2 separate regions of the Homo sapiens genome follow, and region 1 is linked to region 2. A link is a loop called in an ENCODE intact Hi-C map of the cell type or tissue named here. Cell type or tissue: OCI-LY7. All regions are shown on one strand. Each heading gives the region's core, and the rest is flanking DNA. Links, peaks and the distances in the headings are about the cores only.

Evidence for each region. Peaks named below come from ENCODE experiments on the same cell type or tissue, not always from the same donor. Only the 100,000 strongest peaks of a DNase experiment are listed, where the experiment ranks them.
Region 1: a loop joins it to region 2, with 7 times the contacts of the local background. A loop is called at or near these places in 8 of 110 quality-filtered maps.

What each region holds. Positions count from the first base shown.
Region 1 is chr15:68,209,898-68,212,397 of GRCh38, reverse strand. It overlaps CLN6 (CLN6 transmembrane ER protein), which reads left to right. Exons shown (of 7, transcript NM_017882.3): 4 at 535-723; 5 at 1,080-1,135. Among named protein-coding and RNA genes, the nearest start is that of CALML4, 5.8 kb to the right of the region's middle. RefSeq lists an enhancer at 660-1,200 and a silencer at 1,391-1,490. In OCI-LY7, for the core only: CTCF peaks have their summits at 1,196 and 1,398 (motif pointing right); DNase peaks (open chromatin) are centred at 1,437, 1,877 and 2,497; H3K4me3 peaks cover 1,013 bases; H3K27ac peaks cover 2,070 bases.
Region 2 is chr15:68,146,842-68,157,948 of GRCh38, reverse strand. PIAS1 (protein inhibitor of activated STAT 1) reads right to left here. Exons shown (of 14, transcript NM_016166.3): 7 at 4,254-4,359. Among named protein-coding and RNA genes, the nearest start is that of CALML4, 53 kb to the left of the region's middle. In OCI-LY7, for the core only: CTCF peaks have their summits at 2,594 and 2,798 (motif pointing right); a DNase peak (open chromatin) is centred at 2,798; H3K27ac peaks cover 542 bases.

The DNA.
Region 1 (2,500 bases), core at 1-2,500, 56 kb before region 2:
AAGATACTTCAAATCTCCAGAAGTAGGAGGGGTATAATCCCAGAACTCCGGTGTGTTTTCAGTTAAACAGTGGCATTTCAGAAGCACCTGCCCCCATCCCTGACATTTTCTTCATGTTTGCTGGGACCACTCAGAAATCAGAAGGTGCCTTCAGCAGGCTGGGCCAGCCACCCAGGGACACAGCCAGGGACAGTGGGAGGGCTGGGCCTGAGCCTGGACTCCTGCACTGAAGGCTGGGCTGTCCCCTCCAGCCTACAGCTCATGTGTGACTTTGGGAAAGGAGTTGGGCCCTCTGGTCTTTTTGCTCCCTGGGTAAAGTCAGCGGGGGGTGCTGCTCCACATTCCCTCCGGGGTTCATAGGGGTCACGGGAGGATCTGGAGGCTGGGCTGGCCTGCTAAAGGGACCAGCCACTTTTTGGAGTGACATTCCAGCTGGAAGCGTCCATCCCACCCCAGGTGTGAGGGGGGAAGCAGAGGGTGTCACATACTGTGACAGAGGTGGGGTCATGCTGCCAACCCCACTCTGAACCCCAGCTCATCGAGCGGTCCCCCCGCACCCTGCCACGCTCCATCACGTACGTGAGCATCATCATCTTCATCATGGGTGCCAGCATCCACCTGGTGGGTGACTCTGTCAACCACCGCCTGCTCTTCAGTGGCTACCAGCACCACCTGTCTGTCCGTGAGAACCCCATCATCAAGAATCTCAAGCCGGAGACGCTGGTGAGGCCACCTCCTGCTCCCTGCCTGTAAGCCCTAGGAGCACAGTCTGTCCTGGGAGGCTGAAGAAATGGCCCCCACCCCTCGCCGCACCTGTCCTTTCACCAAAGGCATTCTGCTAGGTGAGGGCACTGTCGCCTGCCCCAAGCTAGGATGCTCAAGTGTTCTTAGGAAGTGGTGCACAGACTGCCTCCCACCTGGGCCCCTGTAACAGAAGGCGAGGCCCCGGGTAGGGAATAAGGCAGTGGGGGAGGCCTGGGACTGGGAGAAGGGTGGTCAGAGGGGATGCTTGGGGCCCCAGCACCTCCCTGGACTGACATCGACATCCCCCGACTCTGCCCTGCCCGTTCCTCCCTCAGATCGACTCCTTTGAGCTGCTCTACTATTATGATGAGTACCTGGGTCACTGCATGTGGTGAGTGATGGGCCCATCTGTCTATCCCAGGGGCCCCAACTACCGGCTAGCCCTGTCACTGGCTCAGGGACACACTGAGCAAGGCTGTCTGGGCTGCGGGTCTCCATGTGTTGAGTCTCATCCCCTGTAAAGGCACTGTGAGCTCAACCTCCAGTGAAGTTGTCCCCGAGGTTGCCCGGGAGACCCAGCTGCTGTCCCAGGCTCCAGGCCCCGGCTTCCAGCCAGCATCCCCCCAGCATCGCCACCCCCGCCCAGCCCTCAGTGCCCGCTGTGGCCAGCAGAGGGCAGCGAGTGGCTTTGGTCCTTCCTCGCCAAGCCTGAGCCCTGAGGGTGGGGGAGGAGGACGCGTCCCTGATAAACAACCCCCAGATGGTGATGGCAGGGGGTGGGGGCACAGCCAGGGACCCCCACCCGTGTCGGGCCTGCTCTTTGGGAGTGGAGGAAGCTGCGGGGAGCCAGCTGGATCAGGCTGGGGAGGGGCGTGCTGTTTGCGCTCCCCCCTCTTCAGAACTCCCAGAGGGGCACCTTTTCCTACCTACCCCGTCCCTCAGTCGGGGGAGACCTCAGAAATGTGGTCTCAGCCTCAGGAGATCCCGGGCCCAGGCTGGGAGGCTTCATCTGTTCCACCCTCCCATCTTACCCAGGAGAAACTGAGGCCAGAGGGAGGAGGGCTCCGAAGGCTGCAGCTGGGAGGTGAGGGCCAGCCCTGGACCCGGCTCACTCCTGAGTTGGTGCTCACAGCACACGCACCCTGCACGGGCATTTCCAGGGTGTTTCGGGCCCTGCGATGTCAATCCTCCTGGCTCAGCTGGTCCAGGGTCCCTGGACAGGCCTCCTGCCATCTTTCCCTGGCCTTTGCCAGAGCCTCTTCCCACAGAAGGTTGGGGAAGGGTGGAGGGGCTAGGAACAGAGAGCTGGAGCCCCAGCAGGAAGGGGGTGTGGGTGAGAAGAGGCAGGCGGGTATACTGGTGAAAGCACAGGTGGGAGAAAGGGAGCCGGTGTGTGGAGAGGGGAGAGGGTAGTATTTTGGGGTGAGGTGTCTGAGGTGGGGGTGGGGCTGTGTGCTGAGAGTGGGTGCAGTGCTTCACCAAGAGGCCCCTGCAGGTGCTGTTCTCTTTTTTAACATGTGGACCTCCATCCTCAGCCCGGGAGGTGCCTCTGTCTCCAGGCTAGTGTGGTGCTGGGCTGCTGGTGTCTGCGGTGCATGAGACAGACAACCCCCCAGACACCCCTTACCCCCACGGAGTGAGTGAGGTGCCCTGGGCGGTGTGGATGCCTCTGGGCCTCTGACTCACACGTGCGTTGCCTTCCTGTTTCTGTTTCTGTCCCACCTTTGACGCCCAGCACAGGCAAGGTTGGGTGGAG
Region 2 (11,107 bases), core at 1,292-3,791:
ATGATAGCATGATAGACAGAAGGCACATTTGAGAAATATTTAGGGAGTAAGTTTGACAGGAGTTGGTGAGTTCAGTTTTAAATACTTGAATTTGAGGAACCAGTGAAATGCTTAGGTGAAGGTAGTTAGCTATATAAGTCTGAAACGCAGGGGAGAGGTCTGAGATGAAGACATGTATTTTGGGGTGGGTGTTAGTTTTAAACCATAAGGGTGCGTAGAAAAGTGCACCCAAGATAAAACTCCAAGAACAGCCACATTTAGAATGCTTCCCTTAAGAGAATCCATTGAAGGCAGGTGATTGAGAAGATATGGTCAGAGAAGAAAGGAGAGAATTTCAAGGAGAAAGTGGTTCATATCAAATGCAGCAGAAGTATTCAGGATGAAAACTGAAAATATACACTTTAAATTTAGCAATCAGATCATCATTTGTGACATCTGAAAGAGCAATTTCAGTGGAATGATAGAGGGTTAAAGACCATAATGAGATGCAGTGAGGAGGTAAAAAGAGCAAGTGTAGACTACTCTCACAAAAATTCGGATGAGAACAATGGGAGGAACACAGAGCTCTATCCATAGAGGAGCTTGTTTTCCTATTTTTTAAAAGATAAAAGAGTCTTGACAGCACAGAGTGACAGAAAAAGCCTGCAGACAGAGAGGAACTGAAAACACAGGACAAAGAGCAGATATATGAGGGAGCCAGGTCTCATAATACTGTTACCAAGCATCTCTACCTGGATGTCTCATCCCATCTCAAACACCACAAGTCTAACAGTCCACTCTGATCTCCCCCCTGCAATCTGATCTTTTCAACACAGTTTTCTGTTTCAGTAAATGGCATTACCATGTTACCTAGTGCTTGAGTAAGAAGCTTAGCACTCCTCCTTGGACTCATCACTCCACACACACAGTCAATGCCATTTCAATGCTTCTCAAAACTGTCAACTTCTATCTACCACTATCACCTTAGTTCAAGACATTATCATCTCTTACGTATACTATTACAAACAGGTTCTCAACTGGCCTCACTGCATTAGCCTTGCCTTCCTTTGATTCGTCTTCAAAGTGAGAATCAGATTGTCTAAATGTAATCGTGTCATTTACTCCTCTGCTTAAAAATCTTTTAATGGTTTTCTATCATCTATCTTCATATCGTCTATGTCAACTTATACCTGTCCAACTCTCTGGTCACCCTCCTTCTTGGCGCTCTCTCTCTCTCTCTCTTTTTTTTTTTTTTTTTTTAAAGACAGTGTCTCTCTCTGTTGCCCAAGCTGGAGTGCAGTGGTGCGATCTCAGCTCACTGCAACTTCTGCCTCCCGGGTTCAAGCGATTCTCGTGCCTCAGCCTTCCGAGTAGCTGGGACTACAGGCACATGCCACCATGCCAGGATAATTTTTTTGTATTTTTAGTAGAGACAGGGTTTCACCATGTTGGTCAGGCTGGTCTGAACTCCTGACCTCACTCAAGTGATCTACCCGCCTCGGCCTTCCAATGTGCTGGGATTACAAGGGTGAGCCACTGCACCCAGCCCTTCTTGGCTCTCTCTATTCCAGCTGCACTGGCCTTTTCTCCTGGCATACTCTGTTCCCATCTTGGAGCTTAACTTCTCCTCATACTTATAATCTTGCCTTAAGTATCACAGTATCAGAGAGGACTACGTTCCCCTATTGTACCTCTACAGAGTTCCCTGTCTATCTTCTTCAAGGCACATGTCAAAACTTTAACTCATTAATGACTTGTGCAATTATTTAATGCCTGTCTTTCTTACCAGACTGCAAACTTCTGGGGGATGCAGAGATGGTATGTGTCTTGTTTAATGTTATATTCTCCTGTTCCTGGAACACAGTAGACTCTTAACACAATTTCTTGAATGAAAAGAATAAATGAATAAGCAGGGAAAGGGAGATTTCCTCTTGACACTGAACAAAATAAAGCGAGGACTGGGCACAAATGTAGATAAGCTAAAAAAGTAATTATGGTGGCACTGAGATTAAGGAAGAAATGGGTGGTTTAGGTAATTCATGTCTTGTAGCCCCAATTTTCATGCATTGGCAGAGTGCTGAGAGAGGGGGATAGTGTTTGATTAGATTATGGCTAAGGCTTGAAATAACTGCTGAAGGGAGAAGGAAGAGGAGAAAGAAACTTGATTAAGAGTTGGTAAAAGACTGTTTTTCATAGTTGTGAGGGGACAACTCTACACAAAGGCAGAAACTGCAAGACAAAATCCTACTAAATCAAATGATTCAGAGAATGGAGTTCTCTGTGAAAAGTCTAAATAATACCAACTTTATTCTTTCAAGAACATAAGAGTGTCTGGCTTGACTACTAAAACTTTGCTAGAAGTACTTATTTTATTAAGAATGACTTACAAAGAACATATTTGTAACTGATTTGACTCTTTTAAAATACCTGACATTTCCTTTTGTCAAGTTATTGTAAACAGAATTTTAATTACATAATTTGTTGGGAAAGTTTTTGGTTTTTTTTTTTTTTTTTTTTTTTACAGGCAGCATACAGGTAAAGGTAGATAACCTGTTTTTTAGTAAATTACAACAAATTTCTTACTGGTGGGATCCAAATTAATATTCCATTGGCTTCCCTGGCCAATAAGTAAGGTAAGGTATCAATTTCCACAAAAATCTCATCCAGTGTACAATTATTCTCCACATCCATCAGTATATCAGACTAGAAATAGCTTTTGAATTAAACAGTTTTTGCTGCTTAATGGTAGCTAATAGTGGTTTCTCGGAGAAAATAAAATAATTCAATTCCAGACTCACGTTCCCACTCTCCCTCCAGGTGGTGCTATAGCTACAAGCGGAGAAGAGTTAACAGCTTGAGCAAAGACAGTTGGCCTTATTGTTGTTGTTGCTGTTACTATTAAATAAAATAACTTCATCTGCCTTATTTCTTGGTATTCCCTCTTCCATACAGGCTCACATAATTCTTTGCTTTCTGACTGGCTGAGATTCTAGTATTGTGAGGCAAATACGAAGATTCTCAGTAGAATGACCAGGAATAACTTCAGCAAGATTGTGATAGAAGACAAGTTATCTTATACTCTCCTTCAAGGCAGATGTCTGTCTTTTCTTTCAGGATCCCTACCATCTTCTTATCCCTGCCAAATGGTGCCACCACTCCCGCAGATCCCAAATCAGTGCTGCCCTTCTAGGTCTCCATCATCTGTCAATGCATGCCTACAGAGGCATTAGCCAAAGTGTGCTCCCATTGATTCAGGATTAGCTGCATTTTTAAAGGACCATTTTAATACAGAAAAATTCTTCAATGAACTATTAAGGGTATATTGATATTCAGGGGTAGTGGGATCTTTTACTCTGCCACAGAAATAAGTTACAGAAAGGGGTAATAGCTATGCTACAAAAGGAAAGCTGCTATTATCTTAGTTCTTTCCACCAGAGTGTTCCTAAGTACAAATCTGATAATGGGCTTCATTAATCAGTTCACATCAAAAGTCCTTAAAGGATAGCTATCTAACACCTGCCTATAAAAGTTTTGTTTCTAAGTCCCCAGCCCTCACTCCTAAATCCACGCAGCCCCCGGCTCTCACAAATAAAAGAATAAACGAAGAACTTAGTTCACCTCTTTGGAAAGGCCAAACCCTCTGACCTTAACCCTTAAAAACAGAGGTCAGCACAGCCCCATTTGAAGACCTTGAATCTCAAATTCAACGTATCAAAACAAACCATCCAGTAATTCACACGTATGAACCCAGACTTCGCAGAAGCATTAGAAATCAGACGGCATAAACTTCTTGTTACAGATGAGGAAGATGAAACTCAGGAGCAGCGTTACTTGTCCACAGTCATATAATTGATTAATGGCAGAATTATTATTTCTACCACCCCACTGGCTCTCTTCACTTTGTAAATGCAGGGGGTGAGGCCATGATATAATTCTGTACATTTTTCCTGGATAAACCACCAATCTAAAATAACTTTCTTGAAATTTATGCCAAGATGCCCTTCCCATTTCCCAGAATTCCTTAAACATTGATTTTATGAAGTTGTAGAATAATATTCTTCCATGTTTGTGCACTGACTTCACAAAGTTAATTTTAAGATTAGTAAAATATAGATTATAAAATATAGCTCATGACAAAGATATCAGAACTACTCTAAGAACTACACAACAGGCTCCAGTGAATAAACAAATTCTAAAATTTCTTGAGTTGAGAAAATACTACTCTAACCTTTAACAAAATAGCTGAATAAGTGAAATAAGTTTATCATACGTACTTAAAGCTCTAGAATGATCCGGATTCCTTATTCCCTTTGCTCGTAACCTCTGAAGAAGAACTGTTGAGGACAACTGTTTTACAAGATATACTGCCATGGAATAGTTCTGGAAAAAAAAAGAAGTAGAAAACAAACAACATATGTAAGTAAATAGTACATCTATTTTAATCTCACCATGATAGGGAAAGAAAACTAACACTTCTTAAAACACCTACTGTGTGTCAAGCAGTCTTAGGTGTTTTCATGAACAGTAATTCATTTAATCCTGACCAAAAAGCTGCCGAGATGATCATAAACCTGTTTTTATGGATGAGGATACTGAAGTACAGAGAAGTAAAAGAACTTGCCCTAATTTTGCAATTTTCAAGTAACAAACCTAGAATTTAAACCCAGGTCTGTCTTGGATTTAATATTACCTATACTTGAAGCTAATGAATTTAAGGCACTTACATGAAAGAATACTGTTAAGACTAAGTATAAGCCAAAGACAATAAGATGTCAAAGCTATAAACCATATTTAGTAGGTAACAGATATATCTAAAATAGTATCTATTTTTTTTAAATGACAAATGAGATGGGCTTCCTAATTTATACCTTTTAACCTTTCTCTATGCCTTCAAGTAGCTCTTGAAAAGATTATACTTGGGCCATTATCACAACAAGCAGAGGGAATATTAAAGAAGGTTTTCAAACAGAAGCTGCTGGTTTGGCAAATGAACAGATGAATATCCATTACCAGCAGACAGACTACCCAGAGATGACAGAGGTAGAAGGGGACCAAAAAAAAAAAAAAAAAGAAAAGCCAAAACCAAAAAAAAACAGTTAATCAACAAGCTAAGACTAAGTGAAGGGTACATGGTTGGGTAAGAGAAAGAAAAGACGGCTGAGGTTCACGAAGGGTAGGAAGGAGATCTAAATGAGAAGGATCAGTTTCTATTTGGTGCTGGGATCAAGAGGAAGATCAAGAGACTTGAAAAGAAGTAAAAGGAAAAATAATTGCTGCCATCTTGTATTTTATAGCTACACACATTTTTCAAAGCATTCTTAACATACGCTGCCTACTTCATTTAAACTTTGCACAAGGCCTATTAAGACACAGGTAGGATAGGTATTTTTCTAAGTGAAGGGCTGATGAAACTGAGGCACAAAAAGATTATGCAATCTGCTCATGATTAGGCAACTGCTTGATGACAGAGCAGACACTAGAAACCAAAGGGAAAGGGTGGGAATATTAAGACATGGAACTTAATGCACTCCCCTCTTTTGACAGAAAATATACTACAATACTCTCTGGAAGGTCATATTTTTATTTAAAGTTCGGAAAGCTATCTGTGTTTACATGCTACACATTTTCTGAGAGGGAGGAAAAAGAAGTGTCAAAAAAGCGAATTTACCTTCATTAATAAATTTCACATTAATGAGGAACAAGTAACATTAAAACTTTCCCAGCCGGGAGCAGGGGCTCATGACTGTAATCCCAGCACTTTGGGAGGCTGAGGTGGGTAGGTCACGAGGTCAGGAGATCGGGACCATCCTGGCTAACGTGGTAAAACCCCGTCTCTACTAAAAATACAAAAAACTAGCCGGGTGTGGTAGCACGTGCCTGTAGTCCCAGCTACTTGGGAGCCTGGGGCAGGAGAATGGCGTGAGCCTGGGAGGCAGAGCTTGCAGTGAGCCAAGATGGCGCCACTGCACTCCAGCCTGGGTGACAGAGCAAGACTCTGTCTCCCCCCCCAAAAAAAAAAAAAAAAAAAAATTCCTAAATTTTAGAGCATACAACATACTAATCTGATATAGCATTGACAAGCTTTATTTGTTTATTTATTTATTTAATTTGAGACAGAGTCTCGCTCTGTCACCCAGGCCGGAGTGCAGTGGCGCAATCTCGGCTCCCTGCAACCTCCACCTCCCGGGTTCAAGTGATTCTCCTGCCTCAGCATCCCAAGTAACTGGGACTACAAGTGTGCACCACCATATCTAGCTAATTTGTGTGTGTGTGTGTGTGTGTGTGTTTTGTTTTTTTGTTTTTTTTGTTTTTAGTAGAGATGGGGTTTCACCATGTTGGCTAGGCTGGTCTTGAACTCCTGACCTCAAGTGATCCGCCTGCCTCAGCCTCCCAAAGTGCTTGGATTACAGGCATGAGTCACCAGGCCCAACTGGAAAGCTTCTTTTAGAAAAAAATCTTATTCACCATTATTATTTACTTGCTTAATGCTTCAAGTATGACAGAAACTGGAGAAATGCTAATTAACAATGTGAAACTATGTATTGACAACTTGAATCTTCAGAACTTGGAATTACCCTAAGGCTTTATATAAATATTTAAGAAGAGATCAAGCAGAAACTGCAACAAGTTCAGTGAAAAGGTATGCTCACTCTAGTTGAAACATGTAAGCAAATAGAAAAATAAAATAAAAGCAGCAAAAAGAATGTGGTACTAACAAATGCCACTTGTACTGGTAATATAAAATGAAATTTTTACATCATATGAAAGAGGTTCAGCAGCAAAAAAAACCCCACCAAAGCTTAATAGTGACAGAGATTCTTTTCTAGGTAGACAGTATTTTATTGTTCCTGCTAATCCTTCAAATACTAATTCCAACTACTGATATATATTATACTATATTATATTATATTATACTGATAGTTTTGTTTATTGCTTTTTCAAAAGTCTTAAAAATTATTTGTCAAGTTCATGAGATAATTTCTCTGTAATTGAAATATACTCTATTCATTATGTGCCCCTTACACTAGTACAAGTTGAGTATCCCTGATCCGAAATGCTTGGGACTATAAGTATTTTGGACTCTGAATTTTTTTTTTCTTCCAGATTTTGGAATATCTGCATTATACTTACCAGTTCAGCATCCCTAATCTGAAAATCTGAAGTCTGAAATGCTCAAACAAGTATCTCCTTTGAGCATCCTGTTTTGAATTTTAGAGCATCTTGTGTTTCAGATTTTCAGATTAGGAATACTCAACCTACATCTAAATAATTTCTCTACAAATAATGAGAGTTTAATAAATGCTAAAAGGAGTGCTTACCCTGAGGTAGAGCAAGAAGTTACAATATAACTCACTTACTTCTTTCAGGCGCTATACTAGCTCTCCTATTTACTTCATTTGAAAAGACACAGTTGCAACATTTCTCACTGGCAACTATTTATACAAAAGTATCTGCAAAATAGTAAGATATTCTACATGAACTATTCAGAATATCTTCACAAGCTGAATTAAAACAGTAATTTAAAAACAATCTATTAAGTTATTTTCTGGGCTTTGGAAAATAATGCTGATTTAGTGTTTTACTTCCCCAGAAAAATGTCTTCAAATCTTTGTAGCTGGAAGCCTTCCTATGGAAGAGTATTTCCCCCCTCCTCTAGTGCTTTTTATCAGCGGCCATATTCCCCTCCTCTCCTACAGTTTCAGACTTCTTTCCTATTTCACCAAAAACACTCCCCTTCTTCCTTGGTGAGCTATTCTTTTCATACACAAAAACAAAACATTTTCAAAACTTTCCCCAAAAAGGAGGAAAAAGGGAACTCCAAGGTACACTAGAAATAAAATATTTAAAAGGATTTTAAAAACCTAATGGTGACATATGAGTTAAAGGAAAAAAATATAACCCTGAGAGATGTCAAAAAGAATTTTGATATAATTCAAAATCCATTTCTAAAAAAAAATCCAGTAAGAGAAATATAGAAATACATCATTGATATAATATTCTATCAAAATTAATAGCAACATTATAATAATGTTATAACAGTAGCAGTATTCTCATTAACATAAGGAGCAAGTCAAATATGTCCACTAGTGCCTGCATTGTTTAACGCTGTTTACAAAGTTCTAGGTAGTAGAACAAGAAATAAATGACAAAAGTATTAGGGTAATATAATTTATATGACATACCTAAAACTCAAAACTGTCAACATAGAAATACCAATAAATCATCTAAAAAGCTAATAGAACCAATATATGAATTTAGCTATGAAATAAATATTAAAAATAACTAGTTTTTAAGTAAACCAACAATAAATACTTTGAAAATATAACAGAAAAAAAGATCTCTTTTTATAATAGCAGTAATAATAACAACCAACATGGGAATTAGCAAAAAATATGCAGGAATTGTAGGAAACCCATTAAATTGCTGAGGAACATAAAAGAAGATTTGAAAATACAGTTCCTAGAATGGTTATATTAAATATTGTAAATAAATTCTCCCTAACTTAATCTATAACTTTAAAGAAATCTCATCCAAATTCTCAGAAAGATGTGCAAATGGGGTACAGGAGCGAGGAAAAGAAATATGATAAAGTAATTCTACTTTATCTGGAAGAAAGAATGTTTAAAAAAAAAAAAAAAAAAAGTAATGCAGGAGAATCAATGTCAGCCCTGCCAGTGTGGTTCCAATAACCACCAATATGCAGATGACTCACACATTTTTTCCCTCTAGCCCAAATGTATCCTTTAAGCCTATCTGCCCCACTGCCTATTCAGGATGTCTCACAGGCATTTCAAACTCAAAAGTTTCAAAAGTAAATTCATAATTTTCTCCATCTTGTCCTCCAATGCCCATTCTTCAAAGTAAAACAAAACAAAACAAAAACAAAACAAAACACACCCACACTCAGTCCTTTTCCAGTGTTTCCTCTATCTCAGCAGCAATATCATTTGCCTAGCCCCCCACCCAGAAACCAAGGACTCATCAGTCACATCTCCCTTTCTCTTAGCCCTCGACTTTCAATTCATCACTCAATCCTGCAGATGCCCCTACTTACCTCCATTTCTATCGCCACCACTCTAGACAAAGATACCATTTCACTAATACTTCCACAAGAGCTGGCTCCTAAGAGATGTCCTTCTGCACGATTCTGGCCTCCATTTAAACTATTTACCACTCCAAGGAGTGATCTTTTCTAAAAAGAAATACAGCACTATAAACTTTCTGCTTAAAAAGAGAAAATCCTGGCCAGGCACAGTGGCTCATGCCTGTAATCCCACACTTGGGGAGGCCACGGCAGGTGGATCACAAGGTCAGGAGTTCAAGACCAGCCTGGCCAAGATGGTGAAACCCCATCTCTACTAAAAATACAAAAATTAGCCAGGTGCAGTGGCAGGTGCCTGTAATCCCAGCTACTCGGGAGGCTGTGGCAGGAGAATCGCTTGAACCCAGGGGATGGAGGTTACAATGAGCCGAGATTGTGCCACTGTACTCCAGCCTGGCCAAGAGTGAGACTCTGTCTCAAAAAAAGAAAAAGAAAAAGAAAATCCTTAACTTTAACATTACCTACAATGCCCTGAATGGTTTAGTCCTATCTTACCCCTCTAGCCACATCTCATATACCACTCTTCCCCATTCTCTGCACTCTAGTCAGTGAATCCCTCTCAGCTTCTTGTAAAAACCAGGCTCACTCCTACCACTGGGCTGTTGTGTGGGTAGTTTCCTCTGAACCTTTCACCTGATTGCAACTCTTTTCTCAGCTCTTGGCTCAGTCACTGCTTCCTCAGGGAAGCCCTCCCTGACTGCTCTCTCTCGTTCAAAGTGCCCTTTGATACACTGTAAAATCACCATGTGCTTCTCTTTTATAGTACTTATAAGTAAGTTCACATTCTTTGTATGTGTCCACCAGGCCCCTACATCACAGGCCTCATGAAAATGAACTTTTTTCCCTCCCTATGGTACTGCCAGTTTTGAGTATAGTAGATGACACATGGTAAGCATTCAATAAATTTCAAATGAACTGGTGGATACATATGAGTTCATATCATGAAAATTGTCCCAAAAAAGAATGTTAGACTAAGAAACAACATAGAAAAAGATCAGAAACACACTCAGGATATGTAAAAGTTAAATATATAACAATGGTGGCTTCAGAATCAACATTTATTTAGTTAACAGTGTTAGAACCAGCTATTTAAAAAGTGAAAGAAAGCAATTTTTACCTCACATCACACATATATTTAATATGAACTAAATATTTAAAGGTAAAATATGAAACCTTGGAAGTCTAGAAGAAAATAAACAAATAATTCCATAGCTTGGGAAGGGCAGATAGGCAAAGCATGATGGAGACGAGAAAAGACTATATAAAGGAAATAACTGGTTAAGTTTTGGCTATACGAAAACTTTGTGTAGCCAATATAAATAATATTAATAATATTCTGCATATTAAATAACATAAAAATAAAAGGCCAACAAACTGGAAACAAATATTTGTAACATGAAACAGAGTTAAGTTTTACTATATGAAGATCTCATAATCAATAACAAAAACAGCAATAGAGAAACAGACACGGATACAGTTTTAAAATGTAATCACAAATATAAAACATATTCAATCTCAGTAATAATGAAAAAAGTACTAATTAAAACACAGTGGTGGCATTATTTACCTAACAGAATTGGTAAAAATTTCAAAGAAGATAATAGTGTTAACGAGCACGCAAATAACACTGAAAGTCAGAGAATAAATTTGTACAACACCTTTGGAGAAGGTAATCTGTCAATGTACACAAAATTTCTTAAAATTCTGTAGGCTCTTTGACTCAGCAATCCCACTTCTGAGAATTTACCCTAAGGAAATTATCATATGCATGCAAAGTTATAGCTACTAAGATGGTCTTCAAAATGTTCTTTGACATACCAATGAATCAATCAATAAATCAAGTAACACGCTCAATAGTAGGGAACAGGCAAATTTATGGCATACTCATATTGGAATATGATATCATCACTTAAAATAATGCAGAAGAACATGTGATGATACAGGAGGACATTTATGATCAATTGTGGAGTAAAAGGGCCAGGTTATAAAACACTGGATACTTCATAATCCCATTTTTCAAATGGA